Linked DNA regions of Mus musculus: region 2 is linked to region 1. A link is a loop called in an ENCODE intact Hi-C map of the cell type or tissue named here. Cell type or tissue: left cerebral cortex. All regions are shown on one strand. Each heading gives the region's core, and the rest is flanking DNA. Links, peaks and the distances in the headings are about the cores only.

The links. Peaks named below come from ENCODE experiments on the same cell type or tissue, not always from the same donor. Only the 100,000 strongest peaks of a DNase experiment are listed, where the experiment ranks them.
Region 2: a loop joins it to region 1, with 2.4 times the contacts of the local background. A loop is called at or near these places in 2 of 42 quality-filtered maps.

What each region holds. Positions count from the first base shown.
Region 1 is chr4:141,074,339-141,082,659 of GRCm38, reverse strand. It overlaps Necap2 (NECAP endocytosis associated 2), which reads left to right and starts at 4,303. Exons shown (of 8, transcript NM_025383.4): 1 at 4,303-4,447; 2 at 7,600-7,700. The coding sequence starts at 4,356. In left cerebral cortex, for the core only: a CTCF peak has its summit at 4,221 (motif pointing right); DNase peaks (open chromatin) are centred at 4,274, 4,751, 5,818 and 6,301; H3K4me3 peaks cover 2,453 bases; H3K27ac peaks cover 1,642 bases.
Region 2 is chr4:140,698,118-140,706,438 of GRCm38, reverse strand. It overlaps Rcc2 (regulator of chromosome condensation 2), which reads right to left and starts at 4,966. Exons shown (of 13, transcript NM_173867.5): 1 at 4,789-4,966; 2 at 4,004-4,292. The coding sequence starts at 4,282. In left cerebral cortex, for the core only: a CTCF peak has its summit at 5,007 (motif pointing left); DNase peaks (open chromatin) are centred at 4,223, 5,065, 5,577, 6,676 and 1 more place; H3K4me3 peaks cover 4,076 bases; H3K27ac peaks cover 3,425 bases.

The DNA.
Region 1 (8,321 bases), core at 321-8,320:
TTAGAGTGCCCCAGAGAAGACCTGGCACACTGTAGCTGCTCAATTAAAATAAGAGTGCTGAGAGGACGGTGGAAGGAGATTTGGAATTTAACACCATGCTCCTTACTGTATGGGGAATCCACCTTAAAGCCGGAAGTGCTACACTCGGGGACAGGAGGATCAGGTGTTCAAGGCTATCCTGAGACACTTGAGACCCTGCCTCAACCCTACCCCAAACCGAAAGAAAAACAGACAAGATCAGGTCACACTGGGAGTTCTTTTTCTGTTTTGTTTCTTTGAAACAGGGTCTTGCTTGTAGCCCCTGCCTGTCCTTGAACTTCCTATGTTGACAAGGCTGAGGCAGGATAGAAAGGAGGTCATGAAGAAAAGAAATGAACTCGGAATCCAGCTGAGTCCTCTCACTAGCAGAGAAACAAGAATTCTAGCACAACTACCAATGGCTGAGGCCTTGAACCCCCACCCAGCTCTAAAGGACCCAATTTTCTAGGTCTCTCACCAGAAACCCCCATTTATAGGAAAAGGATGTGTACAACACCTTTTTGTTGTTTAAAAAAACAATAATAAGGGTGCTGGAGAGATGGCTCAGAGGTTAAGAGCACTGACTGCTCTTCCTGAGGTCCTAAGTTCAAATCCCAGCAACCACACGGTGGCTTACAACCAGCTGTAACAAGACCTGATTCCTTCTTCTGGTGTGTCTGAAGACAGCTACAGTGTACTTACATATAATAAAAATAAATCTTTAATACAAAACAAAAAATAACAGAAGCAGAGAAAGCACCCAGCCGAGCTTCCTACTGGACTTACAACCCAGAAGGAAAAAGCTTGTTCTTCTCCCACCACCTTAAATACCTTCAAGTCTGAGGCTCTCCTTTCTACTGCCTGTGTTTTCTTGGGTTCACTTCCTGTCAGCTGATGCCTGCTCTGCCTCTTGAGCTATGATTGATTTTATTTAACCCTGTTTACAGAGCGCTCTTGGATTAAAGGTGTGTGCTCGGGCTGAGCCGCACCACCACAAGAAACAGGTGTTTTTTTTTTTCCCCAGTCTACAATTTTGGGGTTCACAATGTGATCATGTGTTCTGAAACCTTTTTGTGGAATCACAGTGAGTCCTGGCTTCGTGTCTTGTCTATGTCCAAGCTGCTGAGCCATCTCTCCACTCCCCAGACTTGCTGCTTTGGGAGCCCAAATTCAATTCCCAGAACCACATGGCTACTCATAGTCATCCATAAGTCTAGGTTCAGATGTCCAATATTCTGGCCTCCATGGAACACGTGAGGTACACAGACACACGTGCAAGAGAACACCTGTACACATAAAATATTTTTTTAAAAAGAGAAAGCATTGTTAAGTAACCTTTTAAGATATAACTTGAGAGAGAGCAGAATGAAACATTTGGCTAATGCTAAGACCGTTACTTTTGACTCTCCCTTGGGGGGCCATATACCCTTGGGTATTGGGTATGTCTTAATTTTCTGCAGCTTTTATTTACACCCACATTCATGCCCTTGCCTGGCGCTCACTTTTCTCAGTGCCTCTCTTTTTTCCTATTCCTTGTCCTTAAGCCTATATTAGGTTTGGAGATTCACCTGCCCCTGCCTCCTGAGTGGTGGGATTAAAGGCGTGCGCCATCACTGCCCAACATCTTTTTTTGTTTGTTTGTTTGGTTTTTTTTTTGTTTTTGTTTTTTCGAGACAGGGTTTCTCTGTATAGCCCTGGCTGTCCTGGAACTCACTCTGTAGACCAGGCTGGCCTCGAACTCAGAAATCCACCTGCCTCTGCCTCCCGAGTGCTGGGATTAAAGGCGTGAGCCACCACGCCCGGCTCCAACATCTTAAAATGTCTTTAATACAACTTCCAACTTGACTTCATTATACTGGCCAGTCCTGAAGTTATTTTCAATGTTGAAGCCACAAATCCTGGTTTAGGTTGAGCTAAGGTACCTAAAAGATGAGGGGAACACCTAAGGATGGCTGAGGGTGACAGTACAGAGTCTCACCTTTGTCCCCTCATTGCTAAAACTGATGCTTCGAACTTGTAGCCATCCTCCTGCCTCTGCGACATCCTCCACACTGGGACTGCAAGCATGCTCTACCATATCCAACTGGGACTTCTTTTTTTTTTAACTTTTTTTTCGATTTTTATTTATTATTATACATAGGTACACTATAGCTGTCTTCAGATACCAGAAGAGGGCATCATATCTCATTACGGATGGTTGTGAGCCACCATGTGGTTGCTGGGATTTGAACTCAGAAACTCTGGAAGAGCAGTCTGTGCTCTTAACCGTTGAGTCATCTCTCCAGCCCAGGGGACTTCTTTTTAAATGACTCATTTTACTGAACTTCAGTTTGTAGGCTCTAAAATACAACTCTCACTTCAAGGAAAACTGAAACTCTTTTTTTTTTTTTTTTGGAGCCATAGGGATGACTGTGGCCCAGAAACACAGATTCACGTTACCAGAATACATGTTCCAGGTGTGGTAACAATTTCATGAAAATTTCATAATGACTATCTTAGTCAGTGATCTATTACTGTTAACAGACGCCATGGCCACAGCAACTTTTATAAGAGAGAGCACGTAATTAGGCTGGCTTACAGTTTCAGAGATTCAGTCCATTATCATCAAGGCGGGAAGCATGGCAGCACGCAGGCAGACATGGTGCTGGAGAAGTAGTTGAACATTCTCCATCTGGATCTGCAGGCAGCAGGAAGAGAAAGGCACTGGGACTGGCTTTGACTTTTGAAACCTCAAAGCTCACCCCCAATAATATACTTCCTCCAAAAGGCCACACCCACTCCAAGGCCACACCTCCTAGTTCCTCTCAAGTAGTGCCAATTCCTAATGACCAAGCATTCAAAATTATGAGCCTATGGGGGCCATTCCCATTCAGACCACCACAGTGATGAAAAAATAGTTATAAACCGAGGCATTAGCCCGGCCGTGGTGTCGCACACCTTTAATCCCAGCATTTGGGAGGCAGAGGCGGGCAGATTTCGGAGTTCGAGGCCAGCCTGGTCTACAGAGTGAGTTCCAGGACAGCCAGGACTGCACAGAGAAATCCTGTCTCGAAAAACCAAAAAACTGAGCCAGGCGTGGTGGCACACGCCTTTAATCCCAGCACTCGGGAGGCAGAGGCAGGTGGATTTCTGAGTTTGAGGCCAGCCTGGTCTACAAAATGAGTTCCAGGACAGCCTGGGCTACACAGAGAAACCCTGTCTCAAAAAAAACCAACAAAAACAAAAAACCCAAAAAATCAACAAAACAAAACAAACATCAAACCGAGGCATTTTTCAAACCGTTGGTGGAGACCTCAGGCAGGTGAGTCACCGCAAAGCCGGGAAACATCATTTATGGCCCTTACTTGCTATCTGATGACATTCTTAGCCTTTATTGGTGAAAGCTGGCATTTGTACCTTCCAAAGGATTTACCTAATAGTCACAAGGATCTTAGGTCACATACAGAGGTGGCCAATAAATGGCTATTTAGAGGGTCAAGATAACTCAAAATCAATTCGCCTCCCAATCTGCCTTATTCTAGCTTTTCACAAGTGATCAACCTCGTGGAAGGATTAGGAGGTGTGTCCTCGTTGGAAAAGCTGTGATGGGGGTTTGGTCTTTGAGTTTTCCAAAAGCCCGTATCAGGCCCGGGTCACTGTCGTCCGTGCTCCCCTTCCTCCCGCCCCATCCCTGTGTGCTGTGGCCCTTCCACCCCCACCAGGATCATGACGTACAGCTCTCAGCTGCTTCTCTGGTATCACGCCTGCCTGCATGCCGCCATGCTCTCCCGCATGCTAATCATGGACTAAGCCTCTGAAACTGTAAGCAAGCCCCCAATGAAAGGATTTCTTTTTGTAAGTGTTGCCTTGGTCATAGTGTCTCTTCACAGCAAAGACAACCAGGAACTTTGGTTCACAACTTTGATTTGTACTCCTGTTGCGCTAAGCCACTGGGGCCTTGCGCACATAGTAGGTTATAAAAAGTTGTGGAGCGAGATTCCTCCAGAAGCCTCTGAGAACCTTCTGGGATTGGCGGGGACAAGGACATTCCGTCAGAAGGGCAGGGCTGCAGGGTATCTTGCATATCAGCCACCCTGGTCTAGGGTATAGAGTTTGAACTACAACCAGGTTCGGGATTAGGCTCAGATCAGCGGCATCTCGAGCTTCTCAGGTCCCACAGCAGCAGAGAGCAATCGCTTCACGGTCTGATCTGAGGCGCCCGGCAGAGGGCACTCGGGAGCGATCGGGGGGTCCCCCGGAGCTTCCGCTCTAGACAGAACTTGGTCATAGAGTCGCATCACTTCCGGTCCTGAAGGGGCGGGGAGAAGCCGGAAGTCCCGAGGGCTCGGGCGATAGAGATGGAGGAGAGTGAGTACGAGTCTGTTCTGTGTGTCAAGCCGGAGGTCCACGTCTACCGCATCCCGCCGCGGGCCACCAACCGTGGTTACAGGTGACCGTTCCTGGCTTAATCTTCCCGTCCCCCGCCCCGGCATGCACTGCGGGGGACGAGGACCGGTTGTCGGGTTTAGGGGCGGAAAGGATGGAGCCCTGTGGCTACTTTAATCGGGGCCAGACTTAGGAGGGGTCGCTGGCCCTGAGCCGTCAGCGGGACGCCGGCAACGGTCGCAGCCAGCTCCTGGGGACCCGAGAGCGCAGTGGGTTCCCTCGGCGGGGTCTACGGGTCGTGTCACAGCGCTAACCGACAGTCGTGACGGGATCCCAGAAAACCCTGCCACCCGCGGAAATCCCCGCCGGGAGGGCACGGGAGGGAACCCGGCCATCTGGGGGACCCGTCCCACGAAGCCCAGGGACGCTGTTCCTATCTCCGGCTCTCCTGACCCCAGTTTCACCCCTGATCACAACATACTTGCAGCTGGGAGGATACCGCCGCCCTTGTCTTGAGTGAGCGTCACCTGAGGCAAATAAACTCAAATGCCTGTAAACACACGGAGTGTCTCCGGAAGGGAACCCAGGACTCTAGTCTAGGAGAGGAGACACAAAGTTGGACACCTTCCCTAACTGAAAAAGATGAAAAATACGTGGTGTGTCCTGTGCCCTGTGGTGGGGTGTTGCTACTTAGGCTGGGTGGCTCTCGAAGGCGATGGGTGTCTGAGTTGTTTGGAAACAGGTCGTCGGGTACCACAAATGTGTTGGAGGGCCAACTCCATCTGCCCTTTGCGCTATGTAACACAGGCTCATAACATTTTCTGAATGGGTATCTTAGAACACTTAACTGTGTCGGTGCGATGATTTTAAAATAATATTAAAATGACAAGAATGGAGGTCAGCAAGCTACAGCTGCCTGTGCTTGCTTTTGCGTGTCTGGGTGTGGTGCGGGTGCATGCAGAAGCCACAGGAGTTCCAGCCAGTGTCTTGCTTTTTTCATGTCCGTTGTTCCCTTGAGGTGGCCCCTAACTGAAGCTGGGGTTGGCTGTTTTCATCTAGACTAGGTGTTCAGCAAGCCCAGTGAAACTCCTTTCTCTGCCCCACCCCACACAGTGGAGGGTCTACAGGTAGCTGGAGCCAGACCTGGCTTTTAGGCGCTAGAGATCCAAACTCGGGGCCTCAAGCTTGCTCATCTGCACCGAATCATCTCCACAGCTGTCTCCCTTTCCTTTCTTGTTATCAAACCGGAGATTGGCAGTCTACCCCTATCTGTTGGGTCTTCGTTCAGTAGACTAGGGTTAGCTTCTCTTGATCCTCCGGAGGGTGGGGTCACCAAGTATCCAGCCAGGCTGGTTTGATACAGAGGAAGCTGCCCGCCCTACACTCAACCTTTCGGGCTCTCCTTAGCCTGAATCTAAAGCCCGCGGCGCCAGGAAGAGGAACAGAAACTGAGCCTGCTGCCTTGTTAGCTGAAGATGTACATTCATGTGGATCTGCCACAGCTGCCAGCTAGAGTTCTAGAGAGCTGACAGTGGCTTTGCTTAGAACTTCCCAGAAAAGCCTTCTGAAAGTACCCATGGCATTTGCTGTTCAGGGGTTTCTCTTTGCTTCTGCTGCTGCTGCTGCTGCTGACGACGACACTGTTGCCTTCTAAAGGAGCCAAAGAAGGCATTGACGAGGGTCCTCGTTCCCTCCTACCTGGAATACAGCCGAGAATATCCTTCCTAGCCGCTCTTTCCTCCCCCGGACCCTCATGCACTTTTACACTCTTTCTACCAAAGATCCTGTCCCTCTGTACTCCCTCCATGGTCTCAAGGGTCCCCCAGCCGGTTGGTCCCGCTAGCTTGGCATCACAGTGCCTTAACAGACACAATAGGCCCGGAGCTGCTTCCTCTATGGACAGGAAGCTGGGAAGGAATTCCCACTTGGGTGAAGGTCTGTGGTCTTTAGAATAGGGGCCAGCAACAGCGGCTGCGTGTGGGCGTTTTGAATGCCAGCACGCTCCAACTGCCTGCAGTTTTGAATGGCCACAGGCTAAGAATAATATTTTGGACAACTTGAAATGACTGGAGATTTTGAAGACTGTTTCATAACGGAACAGTTACGAGCTTCGGATTCTGAGGACTTCCTGAGGGACAGCCTTGCCAAGAATAGCTATTACAGTTTTCATTTTTACATTTACTTTTTGTATATGTATGGATGTTTTGTCTGCGTGTATCACAGGACTCAAGTTACAGACCCTTGTTATCTGCTAAGTGGATGTTGGGAATCGAACTCAGGTCCTCAGATAGAGTAGCCAATGTTCTTAACTCCTAAGCCATCTTTCCAGCCCTGTAATAAGGACTTTTTTGTTGTTGTTGTTTTCTGTTTGTTTGTTTGGTTTTTCGAGACAGGGTTTCTCTGTATAGCTCTGGCTGTCCTGGAGCTCACTTTGTAGACCAGGCTGGCCTCAAACTCAGAAATCCACCTGCCTCTGCCTCCCAAGTACTGGGATTAAAGGCATGCGCCACCACGCCCAGCCAGGACTTTCTTTTTTTAAGTTTATTTACTTATTTATTGTGTTTATCTGTGTGGACACATTACTGTTACATAGATGTGTACTGTGTCTGGGTACATTGCTGTCACATCTGTGTGTAGTGTGTTTGTGTGGGCACACTGCTGTCACATCTATGTGGCGGTCAGAAGACAATGTGGGGACTTGTCTCTTCCCATGATGCCACACACCTTTAATCCCAGCACTCAGGAAGCAGTGGCAGGTGGATCTCTGTGAGTTTAAAGTCAGTCTGGTCTACAGAGGGAGTTCCGTGCCAACCAGGGCTACACATTGAGACCCCATTTCAGAAGAGAACGGTTTAAACCACATTTGTTGGTGTGTATCTGCGAGCTGGTGTAAGTTTGTGGTCTGTGCACGTGTGCTGTTGTGTGAGTGGCCTTCGGTGGACAGTTGGTGGGAGCTGGTTCTCTCCTGCCCTGTGGAGTTTCAGGGATGGGAAGCAGGTGAGTGGCTGGGCTGTGGTTCCTTTCCCTGCCCAGCCCTCTCACCAGCCCCTGCATGTGGCACAGCATCAGAATAGTCCAGTTGACCAGCAGAGGCTGTGTGGCCTGCGGGGATGGAGGTTTGCCGATATTGCACCCTTGAGCAGGCAGCCTCTCCCCATTCTCTTTCTCGGCATGGGAGGCATGGAGTAGGAGGCTCAGTGTCTTTTGTCCTCCTAGGGCCTCAGAATGGCAACTGGACCAGCCATCGTGGAGTGGCCGGCTGCGGATCACTGCGAAAGGGAAGGTGGCCTACATCAAGCTGGAGGACAGGACCTCTGGTAAAGGCTCAGGACACGAGTTAGGCTAAGATGTCTGAGCTGCCTCCCCCCCCCCCCCCCCCCCCCGTGGATGAGAGAGACTGCTCTGGCCAAGCCAGGCTGTTCAGAGCCATGGCAGGACCATTACTGCAAGATGAAGGCCTCTGGGTGCATCCAAGTGCTGACGTGCCGTGCTTATAATCCCAGAACATGGGAAGACCCTTTCTCACGCAACAAAACAAGGGTGTGTTTGATCCAACACAGAGGGCATTGTTGTTAGCGTATCTTTGAGTGTGAAGCCCAGCATAAAAGCTCCTGGCTCAAGCCAGGCAGTGGTGGCACATGCCTTTAATCCCAGCACTTGGGAGGCAGAGGCAGGTGGATTTCTGAGTTCGAGGTCAGCCTGGTCTACAAAGTGAGTTCCAGGACAGTCAGGGCTACACAGAGAAACCCTGTCTTGAAAACACCAAAAACAACAACAACAAAAAGCTCCTGGCTCTGTGGTCTTCGCTGTCTGCCTGGTCTCTGAAACTAAACTAAGCTACTGTATTTTAGACACTCTGCTTTCTGCAGGGCCTACTGGCTCCTCTTACAGTCCTTCCTTGGTGTTAGGCCTTTCTGGGTGTGACATATCTGTGATGG
Region 2 (8,321 bases), core at 34-8,033, 380 kb after region 1:
GCTTAGGTTCCATCCCCAGAACAGTAAGCAAACACATGATAAATAAAAGCAGATAAATAAACGGGCTGCTAGGCTCAATCTGTGCGCCTGCCCCTGAACAGTGGCCGCAGCTCCAATAGTTTCCACCCCACAATGGCCCCTGGCTGGCTGTCCCAACACACCCAATGCATCCTACAAGTCCCCAGCAGGCACACTTTTTTGGGGGGGTGGGGGTGGGGTGGGACCTGATCTCCCCGGTGTCCCCTACTTCCAGTCAGGTCCAAAAGGCAGAGGCCAGGATCAAGCTTCAGGACCTGCCTGGCCAACCCAGGCCTCACAAGGATGGAGTAGCCACCCAGTTCAATTATTCAGACCTCCTGTGGGGTGTGGGGCCAGACTCAAGTTACCTGAACGGGATGGAAGCCTACTTTCCCTTCCTTCTCCTTTGTTGAAGGGCAGGTGGGGCTGGAATATCCTACCAGGCTCAGCCCATGGCACTGGGCCCGCAGTAGGGCCAACACTTACTTGTGCACGGACACATACATTCACTCTACTCTTCAGGTCTGCACTTTGAAGGGGCCCCAGAAACATAGGGGAGAGGCCTCAAAACCAGCACAAGCCCAGGCCCAACAGCGCTGCGCTAGCAGGTTCTGAGGGGAGAGAAGCTGGGAGGTTCCCAAGCTCGACCTTCACCAACACCGAGATGTGGTCACTCCGATCCCAGAGCGCCACCAGGCCACGGGCTTGGGCAGGATGCAGGGTGCAGAATGCTGGTAGCCAATATCCACTGCCATCCCTGTGGCTCCTCAAACTCGCGATGGCTGATAGACAGGGACTCGAAAGTCCCACCCTTCGGAAAAAGAGACCTGTGGACAACCTTGCCTGGCTTCCCAAGAACACTAACTGCTACCCTGGCCCCAGCTTCTCCATCACAAACCCCATTCTCACAGCTCACCGTATCCACTGCGAGCACCTACACCCCGTTTGCTATTAACTCAACTGTTCACCCCTCTACAGCTTACTTACTCTCCCCTCCTTATGGAATACAAAGTTTTAATTAGTGCGATTCAACTCACTTTCAGTCAAGCCCCTGTCCAAACAAACCCCTCATCCACAGACTATCAACAACATATCCCATAAGCCTGCTGGCCTTAATGGGGGGAGAGGCCATCCCAGTGAACAAATGGGGGCTCAGTGCAAGAGCTTGTGCTTAGCCCTGGGTTCAGTCCCCAGCATCAAAAGGACGGAGGAATGGACAGGTGGAGGGAGGGAGGGAGGGGAAAAAGCAAGCAGAGGTCTTCCTGCTCTCCGGGGCTAACTCAGCCTGGACATGACTGCATCTGTCTGACAGCCTACACTTGTACCCCAACCAACAGTCCAGGTCGGGTGAACTCAACCTCACCTAGCTACCTCTCCAGGACAGGTCACCTGAATGTGACCTGAATGCAGATGAGTGGCCAAGGCAGAAAATGCACCAAGTGTCTCCAATCAGCAAACGGGGGCTTCCTGGCCACCGCAGTTTCTGACTTACCACCCAAGTACATACACTCCCTGAGTGAGGCCGAGAGTCCACCTTTAAACACATCCATTTAGGAGACTGATGCTCAGGGACTAGGAGAACCAGGGAGCAAGAGGCTGGCAACAACCATCCCTACCAACCCTCCTCCCACTGCACTAAGAACCAACACTATGTTGCAGGGTCCGTGAAACCCTAGCAACCCCGATTTAACACACAGAGCTGGATGCCTGCGCCTGAGCCTCAGGTCCTTGAATATCATAGGACAAGACTGAAGGCTCGTTTTCCACACATCGACTCTTAAGGACTACTGTTTGATTTTCCTAACCCACCTAACTCTAGCAGGACAACTCAACAGAACACATGGCTCATCTTCCCAAGCCCAAGACAACTTCAAGTTCAAGGTAAGGGAAAAGTGAAGGCAGGAGGCCCAGACACTGGCAGAGGAGCCTCCCTCAGGGGAGAGGCTGGTCTCTGCCGAGTTAAGTAGCTTTCTGAAATATCCAGGATAGTGGCCGACTGCAGAGACAGTCCTGTGTCTGCCTAGCAGAGGGAGACCACAGCCCTTAGGCCAGAGACACTGGGCAGTCTGCCAGCCTAGGCTGCAAGGCTGTGTTCTTGACCTTGAACCAAACTCAACCTGACCCTAACAGGGGCAGAAGCTGGAAGCACACACTTCCCAGGTGTAACAGCGAGAAAGTTAAGTCCCCAGAGGCCCCTGGGTTCACTTATCCAACCACCCCCTAACTGACCACTGAGGGGTCGGTTCTACAGTGATAGTCCCCCTAGCTTTAAGGGGATGGACACAAAGCCCTTTTTAAGCTCCGGTTCTACACAGATATGGGAAGTTAGCTGTACACACAGAACAAGCACAAACTACAGGGGACTGCCTCCTCTCAGACATGGCATCTCCTCATAGCACACAAGGTGCCAATTCTGATACAAGACCCTTGGAGATAGAGGCCTCTGAGCCCCTCCTCCACTCCACTCACGTGCATCCCTGAGAGGGTTAACAGCCTGCAGACCCTGGAACTCACCAGGCCCTGGCAGAAGTCTCAAAACCAGGACAAAGAGCGGAGGGGACTATTTAACATATCAAAGCAGAACTGGTAACTAGGATCTCCCGGCATCCCTCACAGTACCTGTTACCGGACACTCCAGGCAGATATACCCCCGCCCCTTACCCTAAACTTAATCCAGCCCACAGGCTAAGCTACCCTCTCCCCCTACCTACTCTTCTCTATATAACCCGACCATTTTGGTCCCCTCTTTTACTCGGGCGGCTCCTGCACCTGGTTCCTATCCTCACTCCCCCCAAGGGTCAGACTTCTCTGATGTCCCTGCCTGTGTCTCTGTTTAATCCACAATAAATGCCTTCCCTCTGCCACCCCTACGAGCAGTCATTGTCTTACTGATTTTTTTTTTCCTACTCACAAAATAATCCAACTCCACATGGCTTTCCTAAACTTCAGGACAACCCGATGCAGCAGAGAAAAGACCCTATCATGCCCAACTTCTTAGCCTTGTCCAAACCCACTAGGCAATAAATAGAGCAGCTTGTGAGTTACCCTTCCAATACTCTGGCTAAGACCGGTCTACCTGGCGAGCCTACCTCATGCAGGGCCCCTCTGCATGCCTAGCGGGAACCTTTCTTCTACTGCAAGATGGTTAGGACTCTTCTACCCCTCTTAGTGTGCCCTTGCCACCTTTTGCAGAACACCCTTGGGAACATGGGCAACACTCTCCCGAGGGTCAAGCTCCATCTCTTTCTTAGAGTTAACAGAGAACGTGATCTCCGGGACACAGAGGCGGAGGGGGTAGAGGGGTGTATCACCGAAAACTTGCTTTTACAAAGTTCTGGCGGAGACTCAAGCGGACCCTGGGCCCGGCTCTGCGGGGCTTCCTCTCCACCACCACCCCCGCCCCCGCGAAAGCTCAAGTTCCACGGCCCAGACCGGAGCCTCAGGGGAGCACCGACCCCACTGGCCCCCACGCCGCGAGGACCCGAGGCAGACAAAGCCCAGCGCCGCTCCGCGGGGGGTCGCGGGTGGGAGGGGAGCCCCGGGGTGGGGAGGGCCTCCGAGGAGCATGCGCGCTCACGGCCGCGCCGCGCGGGCCCCCACCATGCCCCGCGCGCACCGGCCGGGCCGACCGCGCCGGGCTAACACGGAGCATGCGCGCCGCGCGCCAGGCCCCGCCCCCCCGGGGCGCCCGAGCCGCAGCGGCGGGAACCTCAAAGCCCCGGCGCGAGCCGGCTGCTCCCCGCGGACTGCCCTCCCCCCTCGGGGGGAGGAAGAGACGCGGGGGTGGGGGGGAGGAGGGGGGTGGACGCACGGGGGGGAAGGAGGGACTGACAGCCCCCGCGTGGCCGCGCACACCCGGTCCCCCCCCTCCCCCGGCCCGGGACTGGCTCCCCGGAGTTCCCCCGCGCGGCGTGGGGGAGGGGCGGGGCGTGACCCCACGGCGCCCCTCCCCCCCAAAACCGCCAACCGCCCCCGCCCCACTCACGACGCGCTCCTTCGTGTGCTCGGGCTCCGTGATGATCGCGGCCGCGCCGGCCGCCTTGCCCGCCGTCGCCGGCCTGGCTGTGCGCTTGCCGCCGCCGGGGGCCCCGTCCAGCTCCGGGCCGTCCTCGTCGCCGCTGCTGCCGCCGCCGCTGCTGCTGCTGCAGCGCTCGGGCCGCTCGCGCTTCCTGCCCGCGGGGCCGCCGCGTCGCCGGGGCCCCGCGCGCGCCGTGCCGTTGCCCGAACTCGGCTCCTCCCAGGCCGCCCCCTTCTTCCTGGGCATGGTCGCCGGGCTGCGGGAGACACACGGGGCGCACAATGCACACGGGGCGGGCTGCGGGGCGGGGGAGGGGACGCGCGGCGCGGCGTGGGCCGCCCCACCTGCTGCTCCCTCGCCCCTCCCCACGCCGCGCGCCACGCGGGGACCCCCCCCTGTACCCCGGCCGGGCCCCAAGCACCTGCGAGCACGCGCGAAAAGAGGAACTTTCGTGGGGCCCCAGCCCGGCCCCCGCGGCCCGGCGCTCGCCCCGTCTGCTTTTTTTTTTTTTTTTTTTTTTTATTGATTTTGAACAATGGGATCTCTGTCTGTCTCCGATTAAACCACGTGGATCCGCCTTCCTTCCCCTTCTTATTCATTCCGTCCCCCAACCCCCCCTTCCCCAGCGTCTTTTTTTTTTTTTTTAACCTTTCTCGGGGGGGAAGGGGGAGGGAGAGGAGAAAAAAAAAGAGGAAAAAAAAAAAACTTTCCCAGACCCTGCAAACTGGTCCCAGACGGTTTCCAGCCCCTACCTGGTTGGAGTGATGAGAAACGAGGAGGGAAGCGACTGAAAGACGGGGTCGAAGGCTTCTTCTCTCCCCGGCCGGGACGAGGGCTCCAGCCCACTCACCAGATACACTTAAAATGTAAATACGAGCTTCCAGAACAAATGCTACAACACAAAACAGAAACACATGTGCGGCCGGGCGGCAAGCGAGCGCGCGCGCGGCGGGCGGCGAGGGGCCCCGGGTGCGCGCGCCCCCTACCGGCCGGAGGACCCCACCGCCCAGCCGGGCCGCCCACCCGAGCCTGCGTCCCGGACGCCCGGCGCCACGCCGCAGGCCCCGCTGGGCCCCGCCGCTTGCGCGCTCCGCACGCCCTTGCACGCAGCGCGGCCTGCGCGTCACAAGGCGTCTTCGGGGCTCGGGAGAGTGTCAGATTCTCTTGTTTTTTCCCCCTGAGCGTCTAGACAGGTCACCTGAGGACACTCGCTGGAAAATAGTTGCTTTGCTCACGCAGCAGCCAGCGAGGGACGTGCCCTAATTGAGTGATGGGAATGAAAAATGAACACAATTTGAGTAACTTTCTCCTGTGCAGACTCAGGGTAGATTTGATACGTCGTGGATGCGTCCAGAGTGTGCAGCCGGGTGCTGTTAGAATGATCAAGTTACATAAAGGTTTGGTGTAGTATGAAATTAGTAATTAGCTGGGGGACGTACTATGAAATTAGTAATTAGCATAGGTGGACTTGAAAGTACTTGTGATGGGAATTTTCTTCATTTTAAAAACGTATTTACCGCGCCTCAGTACAAGCAAGACTAGATGCAAAGGTGCTAGAAGCTTAGAATACAGACCTGGAGAACAAGATCTCTGCCCAGTTGGAAGGCGAAGTAAGAGGAAAGATTAAGAAATTACTGAAAGCATGGTACTTACCGGGTTCCAGGATCAAGGAAGGCGTTCCCTGGGAGAGCTGAGTTTTAAAATTGTAAAGAATCTGACCTGGCAGAAGTGGGAGAGGAAACCTTTCCCCTACCCCGTGGGACAGTGCAGGGTCTAGGAATCCGGGAAGAGAAGTGGCCAGAGGTGCTGGGGTCAAGGCTGAGGAGTCGACAGGGCCCCCCTCACAGGACCCGACAAGCCACGTGCACGATCGGCTTGGTTGGAACTAGGGGAAGGTTTGCATCTCAGTGTCACTTTCTCTTCTGACAAATGTTTTTCTTTGGGGTTTTGTTTCCGTCTCATGTAGCCCAGGCTGGCCTGAAACTGACCGTGTAGCCCAGGCTGACATTGAACCTGATCCTCCTACTTCTCTCTCTCTCTCTCGAGCGCCCGAGTTAACACTGAAAGTTTCTTTTTTGGCAACTTCCTTGGTTGACTAGAGAGAGTTTCTAGGGTCTTTGCAGTTCGTTCTTAATTACATCAAGAAGCGGGATGGGGGCGGGGGGAGGGTGCACAGGACCAAACGTTTGAAGGCAGGCGGAGAATCCTGGAGAACCAAATCTAAGTTATTTGATCAAAGTCACCAGCCTGGGTGGAAGCACTTATGTAAAACAACTCAGAAAATGAGCACCAACTGGTGCGTTTCAGGGATATTAGAAGCACCGTCTGAAAGCCTCTTAATAGACCTGGCATTCGAAAAGATTGAAGAGATTAAGCCGTGATGCTTTGATATAAAACATTAGAACCAACTAGAAAAGAATTCTGCCTAAGTGTGCCGTCAGGTCCGGGTTTCAGGAAATGGCACGCCGGAGCTTGTCCGGGGGTGGTGGCTGGTTGGGCGGTTATCCTCCCGACAACACCCTGTGTGGCCAATTAGAAACGCTGAGGGTGCCTTTAAAAGGTTTTTAGGCAGCGAGTCTCTCTCTCTTTCTCCTGCCCCATTATACGGCTTTCTGCCGGCGTAAAAGGCACATGCGTCAGAACCGCTGATGCAACCCGACGCTAATATCACGTTGCATCATCTGACCCAAGGTGTGGTGCTTCCAAAACTGGTTTTTCCTGAGGCTGTGCTAAGGAAGAAGAGCACTCAGAGGATAACACCCACTAACCAGCCCTCCTCGTCGGATGGGAAAAGTGTTCTCTGCCACTCCATGCCTCACTATTTCAGACCCAGGGAAAGCCCGAGTGATGCCCCTGGTTGAGATGGGGGTGCGGGCGCACACACGAAAAGGCGAACATGTAGGCTGCTGTTCACCTTATGTAACCAATGTGACAGAGTGAGGTGCACCTACGGGCCATGCAGGGAGTGCTCCCTCCAACATACACTTGTGCTTGGGCTTTTTACTTCATTTTAATTGAGCGTCTGCTCGGGACAGAAGAAAGAAGAGAAGAGAGAGCAAATTCTATCTGAGCACAAATGCCCGGCTTCCGTTTGTACATGGAAATATGGGCCATCTTACTGTTAGTCTCCTCTGCTGCTCCTTAATAAAAGTTAAACTCGGCGGCAACCAGGGTCCTTCCCAGAGCTGTGGTCCATCCAGCTGGACCACAGAAAGTTCCACTTGTAGTCCAAGGAGTCTCTGGTCTCATATAATATACCTTGAGTTTTTTGATTCACCAGCCTGACCTCTGGAATTCGGAGATTGCAAACATGTACCACCGTATATAAGATGCTGGGAGTCAAAGCTGGGGTTTCTTACATGCTAGGCAAGCACTCTATCCACCACAGATGCACACTCTCAGCTCCAGAGATGAATTCTGATGGTCTGGGTAACTGGACCATGACAGGAGGATTCACAAACTATCTACGCTGTGAACCAGGAACCTGGGAAGCCACTGAGCCCTTGAATACAGCTGATCCGTGCCGCAATTACGTTGTAGCACAAACACACACTGGAATTGTTGGTTTTGGTTTGGTTTTGGTTTGGTGGTTGTTGCTGCTGCTGTTTTACCATGTTCGTGAAGCAAGGTTTCCCTGTGTAGCCCAGCCTGGCCTTGAACTGGTGGTTTCACTGCGTCATCTCCTGAGCCCTGGCATCCTGGGTCTGTACCACTATTACACCCAGCCCACCCTAGACTTGAGGACTTAGAGCAAAAAGGACAAACAAACAAACAAAAAAAGCCACAACAACAGATCTCATGACTAATTTTATTATATTAATGTGGACACGAAACCAGGCAGGGGTGGTGCAAGCCTTTAATCCCAGCACTTGGGAGGCAGAGGCAGGCAGATCCTGGTCTACAGAGTGAGTTCCAGGACAGCCAGAGCTACACAGAGAAACCCCGTCTCAAAAAACAAAACAAAACAAACAAAATGTGGACACAGTGGTATATAGCTCTCTAGTCCCAGTTACTTGGAGAATCGTAAGTTTGAACCTAACTTGGACAGCATAGAAGAAGCAAATAGAGGTGGGGATACTCGTGAGAAAAACACTTGGCTTGGCTTGTGAGAGGCTCTGGGTTCACCCCAACGTAAAGGATAAGCCTGGTATATTGACACATACCTATACTCCTACCACTCAGCTGGCTAAGACAACACTGCTCAGTGGAAGGCCTGCCTGGGCTACTTAGTGGACCTCAGACCATCCTGGGCTATATACCCACAGCCTTTCTCAGAAGCAAACCA